Linked DNA regions of Mus musculus: region 1 is linked to region 2. Evidence: chromatin loops called from intact Hi-C (ENCODE). Cell type or tissue: left cerebral cortex. All regions are shown on one strand.

Region 1 (2,500 bases), 55 kb after region 2:
TCACCAACAGCTTCCCAGGCAGACATTGAGACTAGTCCCCTACGCCCTATACACCCACAAAAAGCATCCGATATGCCTCCAGTCTCTTTCCACCTGCCTGCCACCACCCCAGGCAGAGGCTGGCAGTCCTGACTCAAGGCCCAGCATTAGCCTTCCAGATCCCTGGTACCCCAACAGCTCTCTCCTCTCTCGCAGCTTCCACACTGCACTGTAAGGACCAGGTGGCTCCTTTTTCCTGGGGTCTTTTTAGTATCCTCTGTAGAGGGCTCTCCGCTACCCAATGTATTTCCTGAGGCCACCCTTGCATCAGTTACTGTAGCAGATACTTTTCTTGTTGCTGACAGGAAGCTGCTGAGAAAGGGAGGGAGGGTTTATTTTGCTTACAGTGTGTCCAGGGCTGGGGGGACATGATGGTGGGAAAAGGGTAAGGGGCACGAGGCAGATGGTCACATCCTGTCCTTACTCAAGCAGTAGAGACAGGTGAGCTCAGCGGACTCACCCCCTTTTATTCAGGTCAGAACCCTGGCATGTTGGATGGTGCCCCCCACATTGTGGAGGGCTTCCCTCTTCTGTTAAACCTTTCTGGAAATACCCTCCCACCATAGAAGCACCCAGAGGTGCGTCTCCACACCGATTCCAAGTCCAGTCAGGCAGACAGTTAAGATTAATCACTGTGATTACCTGCTGTTTGTTTGACCTGCATGGCCTCCTCACCGTGGATGTTCTCCACTTCTTAGGAGAACCGTGCTGTTCTCCAGACTCCTCTGGAGTAGAACTGGGCCTTCTCCATCCGATGGGATTCCCGCCTCCATCCAGGGATCTTTTTATTTATTTATTTATTTATTTATTTACTTACTTACTTATTTTATGTGACTCAAAAGATTTGGGAAATAAACTTGTCTATTCACACACACATACACACACCAAATTGCTGAGTATCAAACCCATTGTCAATTATTGAATAAGGAATAAAAAGAGAATAATTTATTTTGTTGTTGTTGTTGTTTGAGACAGGGATTCTCTATGTAACCCTGGCTGACCTGGAACTCACTTTGTAGACCAGGCTGACCTCCAAACGCTGAGATCCGCCTGCCTCCCAAGTGCTGGGATTAAAGGTATTCGCCACCACACCCAGCTGAGAAAGTAATTTTTTTTTAATTATGTTATTCTTTCTCTAACACTCTTCAGCCCTATTAACCCTACTTTGGATCCAGCTCCACTGCACAAAGCCTAGGGCAGTAGGTGGATCAAAATCAGGAGTGTTTATGCTCAAACTGGCTGACTGGACCCATCTTAGTTCTTGTCCATTCCTTGCTTCCATCCTGCCCACCACACTTCTGAGGTGGCACCATTCTCCTTGTTCTACGTCGGGAATGACACCCAGGGCATCTCTGGCTTGTACCCCCCCTTCCACTGACTATACACCCAGCTGTCTGCTGTCCTTTGTGAGAAGAAGTGGGAACTCAGGTGTCACCAGAAGGCTGTTCATTCCGAGTGGTCTGAGGCAAGCAGGTGTGTTGTTTTTATTGTTTTTCAAGCGAGACAACTGTGCTTTTTAAAGGATGCTGTGTGTGCATGCTTACCCCCCACCCCCTGAGCCTTCTTGAACATCTAACACATCCCAGCCGCCTGACAAGATCGTTTGTGGAAGATAAAAGGCATTAAAAAGTCCTGAGAGCAAAGCTGGATGAGTCACAGACGGAATGCGCCTGCATGCCTCTTTAGCACGCCAGGCAGGGGCTCGGGTGGGTGTGAGCATCCCTCTTTCTTTGGCTTCCTGCAGCTGTGCACCTCTTGGCACAGGCACGCTGCCTTGGCGCTGCATAATCCGCTGAGATCACCAGGCTCCGAGGAGTTTGTGTTCTAACCCCCTAAAGAGTAAAGTGCTGTGAGGTGCTGTGTGTCACCCACATACTCATCCAGCACCCCCAACCGAGATATAAGTGCCTTTGGGGGATTTCTGAAAGCAGCTCCCTTCCTCGTTATTATCCCCGTGCAGTCCCTCTGGTCCCTGGTACCTCACCTCATCTAACCTCACCCCGTGTGGATTTCAGCATGGAATGTCTCCTCACCCGTGGTCTGTGGGCGGGAGGGAGAAGGAACACTGAGGTGGGAGCTCTGCCGAGCCTGCTTGTGAGGTCTTTTCATGGTGCTAAGAAACCTGAGTTCCACCAGGGAGATTGGAAGAAGAGGAGACGGGCCTTTGCTGGGAGATGCCTTTGGGAAGTCAGGGGAGTGGGTGACTTGGCAGAGGGGAAACTTGGCTTACTACAAGCTAAGACCCTGTCTGTGTAGCCTCTCTACCTTGTGGCGGAGGGTAAGTGGGGAAAGGCAGTTCTGTGGTCAGGCTTGTCTTCCTCTGTGTCTGTTGAGAACCTATGAATGAGCCACAGCCTCGAAAACATACACCAGGACAGGAACTTCATAGCCTTTGGAGTCACCTGTGTGCCGCTCTTCACTATGGCAGGAAGGTGACAGGGCGTGCCAAGGTCTTGACCAG
Region 2 (2,500 bases):
AAATGGCCCCTCCCGCCCCGCTCGCCCGCTCGCTCGAGCTCGGCGCGGACCCGCCCGGGAGCGCTCCTCGCAGCAGCTGCCCGGGTTCCCACCGCCCTACCGGGCGCGAGCGATCAGACTACCTCGGAGGGCGCGCTCAGACACCCAGATGTCCGGCCACCTCAGTGGGTACCCTCGGCACCCTGTGATCCGACCACCCGCGGAGGCGCGCTAGCCCTCTGGGTGGGCGTGCTGGGCTTCTCTGCGGCGGAAGTCTGGACCACAGATTGTGACTTCTTTTCTAGCAGTAGGTGAGTGCCCAGCGGGAGCGCAGGCATGGGATGCCCTCCTACTGTGTGGGAACCCCGGGATCCTCTAGGGCACAGGAGGTTTGGTGTAATGACTAAGTCAAGCTTGCAGAACAAGTCCGAAGTCACTCGCCTTCTGGGCCTCTTTTTCGAGTTTCCCCAGTCCCTGGTTTGGGAAAGCGCTTTGATTTGAGGAATTCTTGTCTTGAGATACTTGACAAAGGTTGAAAAGACACTCAGATAGGAGCCGGGAGCTCTAGCTAGCTGGCGCAGGCTGGGTACACCCGGCGTGTTTGAATGTGGGGGGCGGGGGCCCTTTTGAGAATCAGCCCTGGGTAGGGCTAGGGCGAAGCCTCTGCGTTGGTCCCGTCACTCTGTCCCCAAAAGCCACTTGAAATGCCAAGGAGAGAAGAAACAGTGGCTGTAGATGTTGCTAACCAGCTAACCCCCTCCGTTTCTGATCTACCCCTGTGCTGCAGGTTATTCTGCCAAGGATGTGTGAGACTTGGAAGCGCCTAGGATACACCATTTTTACTTTATGACTTTTTGGCAGAAAATATGCGTTAAAGTGTTGAATTACGAGGGAAGATGGAGAAAATAACTTAATTCGCGTTTTTGTAAAGTTTTTGTTTTAAATGCAAGGCAGTAGAGATGTAGGTATTTGAGTCATATTTTGCGACTATACTTTTGGCTTTATGGTCCATATGTTCCTTATAACCTTTCAAACAAAACCCTAGGGAAAAAAATAGAAATAAATAAAAACCAAGGTGTGTGTGTGTGTGAGAGAGAGAGAGAGAGAGAGAGAGAGAGAGAGAGAACACAGGACTTCTGGGGAACAGAAGACAACCTCCTTTGATGAGTACAGTGATGGCCAATTTAATTTGTCATGTGCCACTGAAGGGGATGTCAAGCTGATAACATGCAGACTGGAGAGAAAATGAAGTAGGAGTTGCCCCTAGAGGAAGAAATAAGCCCTGATCCAATTACGCTGGGGAGAGAGCTGAAGGCTAGCCCTTCTGCACTGGAGCTGAGTCTTCTCAGTGGAGGTGGAAGGGTGCAGTTTGGGATACAAGCTCTGAATTCAGACACCCAGCAGCATAAAGGTGTGTGTGTGTGTGTGTGTGTGTGTGTGTGTGTGTGTGAGAGAGAGAGAGAGAGAGAGAGAGAGAGAGAGAGAGAGAGAATGGGTGTGTCCAAAGACAGCTCTTACCCATTTACTCTAGCTGCACTTGCTGAAGGGTTGAGAGGTGTGCTGACTCATAAGGCTGCCAGCAGAGCTTAGCACAGTTAGATTTCACTTCTAGACCTTAACCACATTATATATATATATATATATATATATATATATATATATATATATTATAAATATATATAATATATATATATATATATTCATTCTTATCAGTCTCCTCCCTAGGAGATTTTCCTTGGGCTTTTAGATTCACCCCCTTCATTTTGATAACCACCATCTGCACTGGTGCACACATCTCATTTGGCCTGACACAAAGGTTTTCATCTCCCTTGTAACATTAGAAACAGTGACAGTCTTAACCACCCCATTATGTTCAAGGTATTTGTGGAGAATATTGGAAAACCAGAATGTGAACAATTCAGTTTTCTGAACAGCAGAGAATCTCTTTGCCATTACACTGCAAGACCAGGGAGCCCCACCCTTCTTCTGAGTGTCTGCATGACACCAGGGAAGGAACCCTGCAATTGCAGCAGTGCAGGGCGAGGCAGCATCGGGCTCTGTGATGCCTGTGCTCATGTGCACTAATGTTGGAGAGGGGCTTCGACTCCTGTGCAGCCTTCAAAACCTAATATTACTCCACTTCACCTGTCAGCTTCGCAAACCAGTATTTGTAATAACTCTGAGAGGCTGATTTTGTTGGAGAAGACAGAGTGAGAACTGCTTCTAAACTTTAAGGTCGGGGAGGCTGAAAGACACGTCGAGAACAAACATCAAAGGCGTTGGATCTCCTGATAAGATTTCTTAATAAAAATAAGGGTTTGGGTTTTTAGTGTCTTTTTGTTTGTTTGTTTTTTAATGAGGTTTTCAGGTAATATACAGAATAAGCCAGCATGTGTGATAGTTAAGCATCCGGTATCTTCATGAGAACAGGAAGAAGAAATAAATGGATGCACTAGCCCTTTACTGCAAGCTCCACCAAGAAGAACTGAGTCAGGACATGCCACATATGATTAGAGGAAGC

The links. A loop is a pair of places that touch in the nucleus more often than their neighbours do. Peaks named below come from ENCODE experiments on the same cell type or tissue, not always from the same donor. Only the 100,000 strongest peaks of a DNase experiment are listed, where the experiment ranks them.
Region 1: a loop joins it to region 2, with 7 times the contacts of the local background. A loop is called at or near these places in 4 of 42 quality-filtered maps.

The regions. Positions count from the first base shown.
Region 1 is chr9:122,627,623-122,630,122 of GRCm38, forward strand. No RefSeq gene overlaps it. Among named protein-coding and RNA genes, the nearest start is that of Mir138-1, 54 kb to the right of the region's middle. In left cerebral cortex, no CTCF peak of the experiment used is centred here; DNase peaks (open chromatin) are centred at 1,373, 1,743 and 2,065; H3K27ac peaks cover 1,303 bases.
Region 2 is chr9:122,572,475-122,574,974 of GRCm38, forward strand. 9530059O14Rik (RIKEN cDNA 9530059O14 gene) reads left to right here and starts at 27. Exons shown (of 2, transcript NR_015610.2): 1 at 27-290. In left cerebral cortex, a CTCF peak has its summit at 1,273; DNase peaks (open chromatin) are centred at 535, 1,301 and 1,883; H3K4me3 peaks cover 2,349 bases; H3K27ac peaks cover 1,291 bases.